2 separate regions of the Homo sapiens genome follow, and region 2 is linked to region 1. A link is a contact called in ENCODE Hi-C data. All regions are on one chromosome and are shown on one strand. The core of a region is the stretch at or near the end of the contact, and the rest is flanking DNA. Distances in the headings are between cores, read along the strand shown. Region 1 holds the start of LINC02174 (long intergenic non-protein coding RNA 2174). Region 2 holds the start of GALNTL6 (polypeptide N-acetylgalactosaminyltransferase like 6).

Evidence for each region. A loop is a pair of places that touch in the nucleus more often than their neighbours do. Pooled maps may share reads with other maps.
Region 2: a pooled map shows a loop between it and region 1 (2.5-fold over the local background). The contact joins the promoter of GALNTL6 here to the promoter of LINC02174 in region 1. A Hi-C loop is called at or near these places in 6 of 37 single-sample maps with no recorded cell type and 3 of 50 pooled maps.

Annotation. Positions count from the first base shown.
Region 1 is chr4:171,634,832-171,642,614 of GRCh38, forward strand. It overlaps LINC02174 (long intergenic non-protein coding RNA 2174), which reads right to left and starts at 3,932. Exons shown (of 5, transcript NR_147157.1): 1 at 3,829-3,932; 2 at 1,154-1,246.
Region 2 is chr4:171,809,600-171,817,382 of GRCh38, forward strand. GALNTL6 (polypeptide N-acetylgalactosaminyltransferase like 6) reads left to right here and starts at 3,805. Exons shown (of 13, transcript NM_001034845.3): 1 at 3,805-4,391; 2 at 4,813-5,119. The coding sequence starts at 4,982. LOC441052 (a long non-coding RNA gene) reads right to left here and starts at 4,008. Exons shown (of 1, transcript NR_134656.1): 1 at 2,539-4,008. RefSeq lists a silencer at 3,726-3,775 and an enhancer at 4,016-4,165.

The DNA.
Region 1 (7,783 bases), core at 2,682-5,181:
AGCGAGGAAGTCAAAATATCTCTCTTCACAGGCAATATAATACTATACTAGAAAACCCCATAGTCTGTGCCCAAGGGCTCCTAGATCTGATAAACAACTTCAGCAAAGTTTCAGGATACAAAATCAATGTGCAAAAATCAGTAGCGTTTTTATCCACCAATAACGTCCAAGCTGAGAGCAAAATTAAACATTTAATCCCATTTACAATAGCCACCAAAGAATAAAACACTTTTTAATGTGAAACTAAAAAAAAAAGATTATAGCTACAGGTATAAGGTAAATAAGCAATTAAAATGATAAGAGCATATTAGGCCAAACTCCAGTTATATATTTGAGATTGTTAATATGATTGATGATATTTTGAAAAATTACTGCAAAAATTGATCTCCCTAAAGTAGAATTGATTATACCATTTCTGAAGAAAATTGAGAAAGTTACAAATATTATCAATGTGTCTTCCATACATTCCCTAAAGGTGTCATGAATATATATATACATACTTTCCAACATCCATAAAATTCTGTAAGCTAAATAAAATCTTAATTTAGAGAAACTTTCTATATTTTATTTCTAAATTTCTATATCCAATACTAAAATTCCCCCAAAGATAATAGTTGGGAAAAAATATGTACCACTACTTAAATATTTGCAACTGTATTAAATAGCATGCCCATACATATAATTTTAGCCTTAACTACAAATTAGCAGAAAAGCATGATTTCATTCTGAGGAAAATAATGTATGCTTGTTGCCTGTATGTATGTGTTGTTTGTGTGACTCAAGCTGAAACAAGCCCTAATGACTCCATCATTAACTCAGAGAGCTAAGCAGACTGGGGGAAGAAATTGGGAAAATAGAAATAAGGGAAAGTCCAGAGCTCCCTATCATTTGATTGAACTGAGTTTCCATTGGCAGAACAGTGTTCTTGATAGGGCCACATATATCAGAATATCAAGTAGTGTAATAATAGAGGCTTGCATAGATTCAAAGCCTTAGCAGACACTTTAGTTCCAATAATTTGATAGTCAATTAAAAATAATAATTTACTATTGTGTGAAATATTATAATGGAGACTAGTGCAGGTATCTAAATCATCTCAATTACTGTTCATTATATAATTTAATGCAAGACAGCTGGGCGTAGTGGCAAGTACCTGTAATCCCAGCTACTTGAGAGCCAGAGGTGGGAGGATTGCTTGAGATCAGTAGTTTAAGAGCAACCTGGGCAGCACAACGAGACCCCATCTCTGAAAACAAAAGTAAAAGTGAATTAGCTGGGCATGGTGGAGTGTCTGTAGTCCCAGCTACTCAGGAAGCTGAGGCAGGAGGATTGCTTGAGCCCAGGAGTTTAAGGCTGCAGTGAGCTATAGTCGCACCACTGTGCTCCAGCCTGTGTGAAAGAGCAAGACCTCAAGTATAAATAATAAATAAAAACAATAATAGTAATTTAATGTAAGAAAAATGGTAATTTGTTCTTTACAAGAATGGGAAATTAGGCAAGCATTGACATAAGTCAGTTGATAACATTCTGCTCTGTTGCTTAAACAAAGGAGTTCCAGTGTTGAAAGAGCAGAATGGTAAGAAACATAAGGAAAAACTGGAGATAGTAAAATCTGAGACCTCTAAGAAAATGATAAATTATTCTAAAAATATGTGTTTGTGTAGATTTCATATCTGCATTTAAATGTATTGAACATTTTAGATGTTTATTCTTGAAATTGAAGCTTAAAGATTCTGTGCCATGGTGGTAACAATTTTCCAGGTTTTTCTATAATATTTCTTGTTGTTGCTTTACTAATTTGAAGAAATTCTTTAAAACGGTGACTTGAAACTTCTGTTGCTTCACTCACATGAAGCAAAGACTTTGCGGCAGTCTATCATCTTTTGACTTGCTTATAATGGATATTAATATCCTAAAATTTCTTACATTCATGCAGCCTATCCTGTCATTTTTTTCCTTTATGACAGGTTTCCTGTCTTGCTTAAAAATGACTCATAAATGTTGAGGCTGCTGCTCATATTTTTGTTTCTATATTTAACACATTAATCTCTTTGGAAATCATTCCATATAGTTGATAAGGCAAGCTTTATTTTTCTAAGTGGAAAGCCTATTAAGCAAACATTATTAATTTAAAAAACAATCTTAACCACTGCATTGAAATATCCCTTTAATATATGTTATATTCCCCATATTCTTAGATATGCTCTGAGATCATGTAAATTATCTTTTTAATTTTTTATTTATCCTATAACATAATTTTAATTATAGCAGATTAATATCTTTTTATTATATTGAATCACAAGCTCTTGATCCTAGAATTCTATTATAAAGTTATATTGAAGTATCTCACCTTTATTCTGCCATAAAAACTTACAAAACATTTTAATGCTTTCCAATATGGAATTCTGATTGATTTTGAATTAAATAAAGATTTACAATAAATTTTGCAATGTGGAAAAACAAAAAGTTAAGTTTTAAAATTCTGGAACATTATAAGCCTCTCCATTATTTAACTTAAAACATTATTTTTCATTATTATTTTTTATTTTTGAGACGGAGTCTCAGTCTGTTACCCAGGCTGGAGTGCAGTGGCACCATCTCAGCTCACTACAACCTCCGCCTCTCAGTTTCAAGCAATTCTCCTGCTTCAGCCTCCCTTGAGTAGCTGAGATTACAGGCACCCGCCACCACTCTCCAGCTAATTTTTGTGTTTTTAGTACAGATGGGCTTCCACCATATTGGCCCCAAACTCTTGACCTCAGATGATCCACCCACCTCGATCTCCCAAAGTGCTGGGATTGCAGGCGTGAGCCACCACTCCCGGCAAAACATTTTTAACATAACTCTTTAAAAAGAATGAATTTAGGTATCCAAAAATTAGCTAGGCATGCCAATTTGTGTGAGAAACACATCAGATGTTAATTGTTTGGGATATTTAACATTTGAATAGGAATTAATTGTACTAAATTTTGTGTATCAATTGAAATGTCAGACTTTCATGATGAATGATTAAAACTAAAGGCACAAGTGAAAAGTCAGATTCCAATTCAAATGTGAACATGAATAGAATTCTGCAGGTTTTTATTATATATTTAATACCTAATTGATTAGTTCTCATTTTCTTTGACAGTGAGATTGAATGAATTAAATTATGGTCAATGTTATCAATGAATGCATTCATCTTAACCTTTTTTTAGTCAATTACCACTATAAGCACTATTCTTTTCTCTTTTTTTTCTATATCCAAATTTGAATTAAAAGTGTACAGAGTCAAATGTACTTAGTGTTAAATGGTAGAAAGATAACAAGTATGAAAAAGTATAAATCATAAAAGTAGCAATTATTATAGAATCCAGCACTCTAGTATGTGACATTTAAGCATCTCTCTCAAGACTTCATCATGAACAATTTATAGCCTTAACTACAAATGAAATGTCATAAATAATTGGTCATGTACCTTTGACATTTCATCTCAGATTTGGTGAATCAATTTGTAATCTGGAACATTTGAAGCCAATATCTGGGGTCTGAAATCTCAAGGGTAGTTATTTTTAATTATTTTATGGAATGTATATATTTTGCTCATTTCTTTAAACATAATAAAACAAATCCTTGACTAAAGAAAAAGAACAAAAGTTGTAATAAAGAAAGCTGCCAAACATCCTAAAGGAACTATTAACAATATTAATAATTATAGAGGTCATTTAATTTTTTCTATTAAGTGAATTAAACTTAATATGTCATTTTGTACTTCCGAGGCTTAGGGGGAAAAGCTTTGCATATTCCTGAAGAATTTTCATTACCTATAGAATATTAATTTCCACTTACGGTTCAGTTCCAAGTTACAGTGAGATAGTGCTGTCTCTTCCAAACTTTGGTATCCATTAACTCTCTTTTGTGACTGTCCTTAAATAGGCCAAGTAAACTTAGCTGAAGAAGGAAGCAAAGATATTAACAACGCACCAAAGCATCTTGCTGAGTCAAAGTCCAAGGGGATAAGAAGTCTCAAGTTAGGACTCTGGAAAAATTGGAATCAAGGAACGGATCACTATCAGAATTCCCTTTCCAACTTCCTGCTTTCTATCTCTCCGTTTAACTCACTGTACTTTCATGTAGCCAATCATATTTATTTATTTCCAATACTTGAATCAGAATATGATAGTCAAGAGTGTACATGTTTACATTTCATTACTTAAAAATAGATAACAAGTTGAGTTGAAATTTTAGTAGGATCCAAACTAAGGAACCTTCCTAATCAGACTGAGAAGGATTCTGATTGGCTCAGCTGAAGAATGCTGGCACTTCAACCAATTCATAAGGAAGGAGGCAGCTGTGGGGACATATTTCCCAAAACAATAGTGGAGGTGATTCTCTGAAAATGAGATGGAGGACAAATGAAGCTAGGAACAAAAAATAAGAAAGAGTGGGCAATATATTTTCTTTTCTTTTTCATTCCTTTCCTATTCTAGGAATATACTGTCCTATGATTTAAGATTGTCAATTTTACAAATCCAAGGAGGAACCATTATTAGAGAGGATATATGAAAAGAAAACAAACTAAAACCTCTTTGATATGCCTAAATAATTTTCTGGTAAATTGAGCTGCTTTTCTCTCAAGTTTAAGAAACAGCGTTTAGAGTTACAGAGGGTGGCTGGAAATCAATAGCTCAGAGACCTTGATAAATGAAATCAGGAAAATGAAAACCTCAAAAGGGTCAAAAGTGAACATTCTTGACCTTAAGTGGAAAATACGTCTGTATTTTCTAACCACATCAAATCTGTTCACCTACATATTACTATTTTACCACGTCGTTTATGACCACAAAGCATGCATCCTGGATCTTGCTCCATAATTCATCACTGTCTTGCTAGCTCTTTGATACTTCCTGGTAAGTTTAAATATATATTCAGTCTAGTTTTTCAGTTTTACTCAATGAGAGAGAGTAAGAGGGAGTTTGCAAGAGAACAAGAAAGTGAAAGAGAGAGAGAGAGAGACTGTGTGTGTGCACGCAAAACCACCTTTGCAAAATTATGACAGTAAGAGAAATCTGACATGTTTGGCTCCATCTTATTTCTGACCTCCAAGCTGTTCTCGGTCATTCCTGGGTTTGGCCATGCTAGCTTTGGGAGGAATTTAGTTCATAGTTTAACTTGAAAGCAAGGATGATAATAGTCCCTCCCTAAAATGAACTCCCTCTTTGCTCAGGAAACAAAAACTGCCCTTGTAAGATTAATGAAAGGCCATAAGAATAGGATTATGCGACAGGCCTGAATTCTGCTAAAATGTAGCAATAGTTTCTATAATCCTCTGCTTCTCAGGAGTTATCTAGCTAGAGGTCACAAGACTTGTGACTTTCTCAATTGTTCCTACTGATAACATCACTATTGTAGAATCTAAGATTTCTTTTTTGTTGTTGTTTTTTGAGATATTTTTCAGACTGACCCTGCCTGAACCCATGACTCATGACCCAACTGGTCCTGTGGTCCTACCCAGAAGTGGATTCAGTGCAGAGGGCCACTTCCCACAACCCTATGATTTCATCCCCAACCAATCAACAACACCCATTCCTAGCCCCCTACCCACCAAATTGTTCATAAAATCCCTAAGCTCTGAGCCTGTGCAGAGGCAGATTTCAGTAATAACTCCTTCTCCCACATGGCCAGCTTCCTGTCAGTCAAACTCTTTCTCTACTGCAATGCCATGGTGTCAGTTAATTGATTTTGCCTGTGCAGCAAACAACCTATCAGGTGACTACAAGAGCAGAATCGCCTACTCTACCATCATCAAATGCTACTTGTCAATTGGTTTTAGTGCTCACGGTGATTCATACCATAATTCACCTAGTAATTATAAAATGATTCATATAACATTTAGTATTTGAAACTTTAAAGAACCTAGTAAGACACCAACTATATGTTTCTATCAATGTGGCTGAAAGAAAAGAGCAAGCTGTATTGTGGGAGAAGTGTGCCCCTTCACTGTTCACACAGCTTGGGGACACTGTTTTTAAAATATCTAGAGTTGGTATGGCTGAAATACCGTTTATAGTCTCTCTTCCTATCTTTCACACATGCTACCTCTATCCTTTTACACCACTTTCTTCCTTTCTCTTTTTCACTTCCTTGCTTATTTTTGAAGAAATCATTAGGTCAATCTCCAGTTTCACCTAAATGACAGTATCAGTCATCTTGAGCAGGCCAGAAAATAATATTGTCATCTTCCATGTGTCCTACCAAATGTAATGCCTTTAGCATCTGCTTTGAGGTTTGACAGAAAAATAAAATAAAAATAAAGTAAAATAAAAACACACACACAGAAGATTCCCTCTTCCAAACTCTCTGAACTACAATGAAAGCTTGTCTCAGTCCAAATTCTGCCATACTCATAAACATATAAGAGGCACAAAATATGGGGCCCAGGTTCTGGAGCCAGCTGGTTTGTGTGCAAAACCTGACTCAGTCAATTATTATATGTGTGACCTTTGGAAATTCACTAAGGTTCCCTGGGTCTTAGTTTCTTCAACTATGATTATCATGCCTACCTTGAGTTATGGTGAAGGCAAATGAGTTGATATATGTAAAGCCTTTAGCACAATGCCTGGAAGACAGTGAGCACTCAATAAATGCTGATCATTTCTATAAGAGGTACTATAGGTTGAAGGCTAAGGACCCAGGCTCTGGAGTCAGCTGTCAGGCCCCGAAGCCTAGTCTGCCTCTCAAGTAGCTGCATAGCCTTAGGCAAATTATTTAGTAGGTCAAACTGTTTTCAGATCCCAAATTATTGTTTTTTGTAATCCTTAGGGGTCAACAAGAACTGCAAGAGACTTTTCCACTATGTACATAAAGACAGAACTGGCCCACCAAGGAGAACAAATATTCCTGTTCCCCTTCCTGTTATCTCATTATCCTTTACAGGAACCACAGATGAACAGACCGTTTTTCAAGATAGTGAGTGTCTCCAATTATTTAAAATCCAAAGAACATTATTTACAATCAATTTAGGTTCTAGATCCTATCTTTCTCCCTAGTAATCATTTATTGCCCCTCAATGGAATTCTTCGTAGTCCTTCTCCCACAACTTGTTTTACAACGATCCAAGTGCCCATTCTTTCTGTAACCTCAAGATGATACATAAGCTCCTGTACCTCATTGGGAAGTTGCGTCTTCATTCTGATGGCTCCTGTGTAAACATGTTAATTTGTATGCCTTTTCTTCGGTTTTTTAAAAAAGTTCAAATAATATCCAAAAAGTTAGCCATCACAGTTATACATTTAATAAATCCTTCCTTGTCTTTATTCCACCTTTAAACTTCCTAAATTACCTTGGTTTTCTTCTCCGAAAGTTTTAATTACTTTCCTTTATAGTTAAGGTTTTCAAATTTTGTGGTTACATACTTTGGTGGTGTAAGGTACATGGATGTGCTTTGGTCAAGCAATAGGCGGAGGCAGATATCCAGGCCTTCATGACTTATCGAGTTTGGCACGCAGGTGCACACCTCCACTTGTTATATAACCTCTATGAGTTTATAATTGGCTCTGAGCCACTGTTGTTTGTAAAAGGTGTAATTGCCCTGCTAACGCTGTACAGGGGCTCTTGGGGCTCAGCTGGGCTCAGCATGGCTTGACATGTTGGGCTCGCTGGTGCCCAGAGAGAGAGAACCAGAGCTGTCCATCTTGCAGACGGACATAGGGGAGCCACAGCATGGCTCACGCTGGTGCCCAGAGAGAAAAGAGTTAAGCTGCTGACCCAGAAGGCAAGGGAGAGCTGGCCATGCAGCTGTAGG
Region 2 (7,783 bases), core at 2,555-5,054, 170 kb after region 1:
TAAGAAAGTAGTCTAATAGTTTATCCAGAAAGAAAACTTTCAAGATTTTTCATATTCCAGGGATCTCTATCAGATAAAAGAAGTATGAATGCATCTTCATTTCTACACACATTATCTTTATGTGTATAGATGAAAATGAATGAAATGAAAATAAACACTACCATTTCAAGATCAAAGATAATGGATACATTTCAATATAATTTCTTAAAAATTTAAAGTTACTATTTTATAACCTTAAAAATAACTCAATTTACATTTTCTCTTACAGTCTTGTTATTATATTTAACAACAAAATTTACCAACTTACAACTCTAAAGTGATGGGGTAAAAACTCATACCCCAAAGTTTGTTGCTGATGACATTCGTTTGGTTTGTGAAACTACAGACTTTCTCCAGGCATTATCTTTTCAGTTGTAAACCTTTTAACCAGTTCATATGAAAATATCTGCTAACACAGCAAAATCATGAGTGCATGTCTTTCAAATTAAGTTCCATTCATGTCATCATGTTTTTAAAAATATAAGGTAATAAAAGTCTTTCTACCCTAAAGTAAAGTCTTTCACTATCTTTGTAGCAATTGAACTATTCTACTGAACCCAATATATGAAAACCTTTCCCTACTGCTCCCCTCATCTGGTTTCTAATCTAGTTAGGCCTTCTTTATAACTCCCTACTTCTGTGCCTTTGAATATCTAAAGTGGATTAAGAATGGCCACACATTCTCCGTCAAACTTTTCAGTGAGATGTTCATTTTATCCCCTACCTCCACCTCATCCTTGAATCTGGGCTTGTCCAGTGTCTGCTCCCTAAGAGAGGCTGTGCCAGTTCCGGACTTAGCTTTTAAGAGGACTTGACAGTTTTTGTTTTCTCCCTCTTGGAACACAGGTTCTTGGGTTGCTCTCTCTTGGATACTAGCTACCATGGTATGAGAAGCTCAGGCCACATGCAGGGGCCATATGGAGGGAAGCTGAGGCACTCCAGTTGACAGCCCCATGACCCCCCAGCTGACAGTCACTGCCAACTGTCAGCCATGTAAAGTAGCCATCTTGGCTCAGCCCATTCAACCTCCTCGGCCTCAGCCTGCGTCACAGGAAGTGTAACCACCCAGCTGAGCCTATTCAATGCACAGAATCATAAGAGAGATAGCAAAATAATTTGTTTTAAGTCGCTACATTTTGAAGTAGAGAGATAACTAAAGCAATAACCTTCTGCTTCCTTAAATATAGGGCTTAAATTTGGCTCAATTTAAGGTTAGTACCAAGCACCTTTGGTAATTTATTTCTATTGTCTTTATGTTGCATTTTCAACTAGAGTGTAAGTTATTCAAGGTCACTGAATATTGCTGTTTTCTTTCCAATGTGTCCCTATAGTTATTAGTACATTATTAGCAGCATGGGACTCTGATAATCTGAGGTTGCCAGTTGAATCCTAACAGAATGGAAGTGCAAATAGGGCATAGAATGGGTGACTTTCTATGTAAGTCAAAATGTAGAAGACCATGTCCATGTGTATTCTATATATAATATACACATATATTATACATATAATATATATTATATATAATATATATGATATACACATATATACATACAACATCCACACACATTTATATTGGCATTTAATCTGGATTATCTGAGCAAAAAAATTAACTGTCGTCTGAAGTTTTTTGTTTGTAAACTCAACCTAAAATACCCATTTTAGCTAGACACATTGTCATCTGTTGGTAATTTACATGAGGAATTGTGAAAGAATACCAGACTGAAGGGAAAAGAGAAATTATGCTCTGAATCAAAAATAAATAAATAAATTATACAGAAAAGGAGAAAAAGCTAAAGTTATGGTCTGGAACTATGCTATAAAACAGAAGTAAACATAGTAATTTTCTCCTTTCAGTTTCTACCATGTATTCTGCGTGTACTTGATTGGGGAAGTAATAGTAATTAACGATTTTCTCTGAATGGGTGCTGTATGCAAGACCATTTGCTAGTTTAACAACAGTGAAGCATGTTTCAACTCAACACCCTGGATTCAACAAATAGAATGCTAGTATGTCTATTCCTGATCCAAGACTATTTTTTAAGGTATTAAAAAACAGGTATTGTTTAAAATGTGAGAGATTTTACTTTTTTAATTCCAAGTGCACTTTTGAGTTATTTTACTTTGAAAATTAATAACTGTATCAGTACTTAAAAATATATCCAATATAATTAAATGATTCTCCAAATTTATTTCCTTGAGCACCTGACAATATTCCCAGGAAACCTCTCCCTGCTATGTTGCTTCCCAGAATTCACATTTCTGTGTTTCAAAACTGCACTTCCTTAGAGAGAAAAAGGTTAGAAAATAACGCAGACTACAAAAGGCATAGTGTATGTGTGGGGGTGGGGGTGAGGAATTAAGTCCCTTGCACTCTAGATTAAGTTGCATTTATATAAAATCTAAAGGTAATTGGTCTTTATATAAAGGACACATTCAACAACATTTATTAAATATATTTTTAGACTATTTTAAAATTCAAGTGATTCACAAAAACAAATATTACAGCATAGCGCTTTATTCATGCCATCATACAGTCGATCTGTATTCTTCAAGTACATTTTGAATTTATAATGAGAACAGTTTAAGGCATAACTCTTCCCACTCAAATCTAGGTCTTTCTCAAGTGAGACACTAGAGAGAGTAGAAAGGGAGGAAGAGATAGGGCGAGAAGAAAAGGAGGGAGGGACAGAGATGAGGACGAGAAAGAAGAAAAAAGGGAAAGAGAAAATACCGTCTGAAGTCCACAGGCTTATCTATCCCAAGCATGTCTACCCCACGCATGTGGGCATCATATCCAGGTTGTAACAAAGAGGTGACCATGGCGTTTATTTTTGGCTCCAGACAGGCGGATTCAGCCTGCATTGCATGCATGCATGTCTGTCACCTCATCTAAGTCCCCATTCCTTCCGGAGTTGTGAGCTCCAGATCCAAGAGTGCCCAGTGCACGGTGCTGGGCACGCTGTCCCTTGGCGAGGCTGCCACAGGTTCCTGAGTGTGCGGTCAGGGGCGTTGGTGCATTGATACGTTAGGCGGAGGGAGGAGTACCATCTGCCAGAGTCTTATCTCGAGTCCCACGTTTTCTGGCCATCGCGGAGGAGTGTGCGAGGACAGGTAGCCCTCGCAGTGACAAGGCGCGCGGAGTGCGGTCGTGCAAGGCGGGGGAGGAGCGGGGTGGCCCTGCCGAATCTTAACCGGGGCCCCGGGTGTTTGCAGACCCAAATAAAGCCGCCTTGGGTCTCCACGGTGTCCTCCAGAAGCTGCTGCCTGAGAACTCTGAGCCTCAGCTCTGTCTTGCTTCGGGATCCTCTTCCTCCTCCTTCCCCACCCCCTACCTGGCCTGAACGGCGGAACGCGCGGCTCGGGGGATCCCCTCTCCCTGGGACCGGCCCTGTCCCGGGTCGCCTCCACCTCCCGCAGCCGCCGCGCCCCGGCTCGCCGCGCTCCCGCCGGCACCATGGAGGAATTCCTGGGACAACCGCCTGCAGCCGGCGACTTTTCCCCAGGAATCTCTGGCCTGGCGCCCTTTGGGTGAGATGACGGGGTGCTGGCATCCCTGTCGGTCCCAGATTACCCGGAAAAGCCCTGGCAGGTAAAGAGAGGACCCGCGCAGGCTGGGAGCTCCCACTCCTCCTCCAGCGTCACGCTCGCCCTCCGCCGCTGCCTCGCGTCCGGGTCTGTTTATATAGCGTCTGGAGGCCGGGAGGCATTGCCCACCCCCGCCAGGCGGCCCGCCCTCCCCTCCTGGGCTCCGGGCTGCCGCACGTGGCAGACACCAGCGACGTCTCCGCGGAAGGCAGGCGCCGGGGAGTGGGGCGCGGGCGACCGTGTGCAGCCGCGGCGCATCTCCGCCTTCCGCTCCTCCTCGCAGCGCCCTCGTCCGCTTCCAAGCCCAGCACAGACTTCGGTTTCTCCGCCTCCATCCCCTTTACGAGAAGAGGAGATCAAAAAATATTGCCCTTTAGGTGCTCGTGATGGTCCTGTGGGTTCGTTCAGTTGCCAGAAAAGAATGGTAACATGAACAGCGGAGCGTGAGAGCGTCACCGGGGGAAGGGACGAGATTGATGGGCAGAGCGCTCACTTCTCAGAGGATCGCATTCCGAGGACCGCGCGAGGAAGGGACGTCGCGGCGCCACCACTTCCTGGCTGGACTCCGCTGACATCTGTAGCCTCCTTTCCACCAGGTTCCCGGGGCTCCCAGCCGCTGCCTGCAGAGGAGCGTGTAGACAGCGCGCGAGGGTCCGGCACTTCGTGGACCTCCATCCGAACCGGAGTTCTGCCCGGATCCCGAGTCCCTGGATCCCGGTGGAGCCCGCCGGCAAGCTGGCTCCGGAGGGAGTTGAACTTGAGTTCAGGTGGGTTATCCCAAGGGGAGCACAGGAAAAGATGTTCAGGGAAGACGAAGAAGGTGACGCTGTTCCAATGTCAAAAGCGGACACTTTTCTTCCTGACACTTGAAGGGGTTGAGCCAGTTCCTCTCAGTTCTGTCTCCTAACCCGCTCCACCCCGACCCAGCCCTCCCACACTAAGGAGGTGGGGGGCGAACAACAACAACAGCAACAAAAACTCCCAGTTACCTAAGTATCTAGCAGGCTGTTGACTTTTTTATAACTTACCTTTAGTCAATGAAACGACCATATTTACTCTATTGCTTTATATTAATGGAGGTCAATGGGCTTAATGATTTCTTTAGTCAAGTCATTTATTTCTAAGCCAATAGATAATGCCTTCGTCATAGTTTTCTGGGGGGAAAGTAACTGTGCGTTTGTTCTGCAGATGGCCAACTCCCTCTGAATCCTGCAGATTGGTGCTGAGCACGCAACAAAAGTTTGTAGCTTCTCAGTTTCTGGTGCTTCGCAGGGGAGAGGAAAGGAATTTGACATTAAACACAAGAAGCAGTCAGGGAGCCATCTCCTTTAACTTTTCTTCTCTGTTACCATTTGCAATGAAGAGGAAACAGAAGAGATTTCTGCAGATGACTTTGTTGTTCACGGTGGCTTTAATTTTCCTGCCTAACGTTGGTCTCTGGTCTCTGTACAAGGATAAGCACCTGGTGAAGTCAGCGGAGCCCGGGGAGCAGCAGGTAAGTGCCACCCAGAGAAAGATCACACAAGGATTGGTAAGGCAGTGATCCTCGCGCGGGGACTCGAGAAAGCCGGTGTGGGATCGCCTTGGGTTTTCCCCCAAGTCTTGACAGAGCTGATTATTACAAGACTCTAGAGACTTTGGGGTTTAAGCAAGTAGATGTTTTAAGATTGCAGCCAGTAACATCGTGACATGTACAACTAGTAAAGAAGGATAAGACAGGTCAAGAAGAAGAGAAGATAATCTTTCACCATTGGTCTTAGGTTGATTTTGACTTGAGGTGGATGAAAGGTAACTGTTCAGCTATGGAGGTGGGAGTGGGTTTGGTGCAAGTTTAATGACAAGGATAGGTTTTTGCTTTCCATTTGGCATGCATGTCTATGTTCAGGTGAATTGGGCCAACTAAATCATTAAGATTGTGAAGTGGTTCTTTAAAAATCAAGCTATGGTTTTCAGTATTTTGGTTGTAAATTTTGCTTAGCAACAGCTTTTTACCCTGTCGAAACTTAAAGTCTCTCTTTCGTCTCCCCTGTTGCTAAGGTGCTGCCATGGGGCACACAGGCAGAGTTATTAAGGACGTTCATTCCGTTTCACAGTCGCTTGATAACAGTATGTTGCTAACAGCTTGCTGTCATATTGGAAACACCCATACTAAAGATATGTAGTATAATATGTTTTCTTTCTACTTAATATGTAACTCATTAGTATGTATATACCTCATGACTTAACATGGACCAAAATAACTGTGTTCCCTGGTGAACAATAATGCAAAATAGACTTCCCAAAATGTTGATGAAAATCAATGTTGTCGAATTCCTTGTTTGTTAATAAATAAAATAGCTTCCGTAATTAAACGTTTAACAACAGAATGCAGTCTTCTTCATGATATTGATAAACCACTTTTTCAGTTAGTCCTGTGCATCACCTTGGAATATTAATATTCTTAATTTCAAGGGTCATCACCCATGAACACTCTGTACCTTCCACACATAGAAAATGTTGAAGTAGTCCATTCCTGGAAAACAGCAATATATAGTAATGGCCATTAAATATTTGCTCTTATACTTAATGAAGTTTAATTTTCTTTTTGCACAGTGGTTAGTTGTGCAATATAAAGAGGTAATCTGCTTTTTCATTATGACAAGAAATCATTACCAGTCTCTAAACTTTAAAGAGAATGAGTTGTCCATGGATTTTTAGTGGATTGTTATTTCGAGGAAAAATGTTGACATATTTTCATTTAGTTGTTAATATTTATTATCCTTTCTAATAGGAATTCAACTTTGGTTTGAAGTATATTCTGTTTTGTCATTCCAGTGAAAAAAAGAAGATGGACACTTTGGATGTGAAACTTTTTTTGTTCTTATTTACATCATTCAACCCTTGATGTAAAACAGGATTTTAATAACTTTAGTAGTCAATATGCTATTATGTAAAATCTCCACTCCATGCTGGTAAAACAGGAAAGGCAAAATTATTTTTTCTTGAAATTTGCTAATTCAATTAACAATAACCATCTGAAGTATTTGCTGGTATAGCTAACATAAAGCGCTAATTAATTTTATTAATGAGATTCTTACAACTTTCACATTGACTCTATAATTTTGACCCTTAATGAGAAAATTGTTTGTCTAATAGCAGAAAAAAAAAACTGTGACAGTTTAACTCTCTGATCTGTCATTATAATAATTGACTGTTTCCTTATTTCTGGTTCTTCTGTAGTGCAAATGATACTTAATTTCAGGTAATAAAGTAATGGGTATAAAAGACATGGGGTGGCAAGAGAATTTTCGTATACTGTAGAATAAATAACTGAAATTGATTGATATTGTATGACATTCCAGTTTAATAACTCTATGTAGAGGCTTTGAAACCAAGTGGGGAAGAAAATAAGCCCCAAAATGAATGTCAGTCATCTACTTTAATATTACCTAAATAATGGTTTTAAAACTAATACTTTTTATAGATTAAAAAATAAAATTTAAAAGGTAAAAATTAATTGATTACTTAATGAAAAATATAATTCACTGTAAAATAGAAACAGTTCATTTTCATTGGTTTTATTCTATTATTTATTATAATTAGAAGGAAAATTAGGATATGTTGTCCTCAATAAGCAAGTTTTGGGTAAGTAAGAGTTAAGTCATTAATATTGATATTGGAACAAATAAAAAGCAACTTTTAAAACATGCTTAATATTGTGATGTAATATTTGGCTAATGTATGTGTATATTGCAATGTTAGCAAGGTGGCTAAACACATAGGTTTTAAATTGAAACATAATTTGGCTACTGGGTAATATGTTATTTCTATTTAGCAATTAATTTTTAAAGGACATTTTCATGGTTAATTGCTAAATGTTCCCCAGAACACATTTACTACTATACTTCTCCCCAAGTTGCAAAATATTGAGGATGAAGATAATGTGCAGATCAAAGCACTGACAGCAATAAGTACTGAGGCTAGTCAAACAAGTCACATGCCCAAATGAGTGAACTATTTTTACAGTACTTATGTGTAAAACAGCCAAGGGTTCTAGTTCTGAGTATCATGTGGTAGTGGTCATAAGAGCTGAAAAACTTGCACTGTTTTAAATAGTTTAATTATTAGAAAAGGTTACAGGGAAATAATTTAATTTATGGAAATTCAAAATTATGGAATG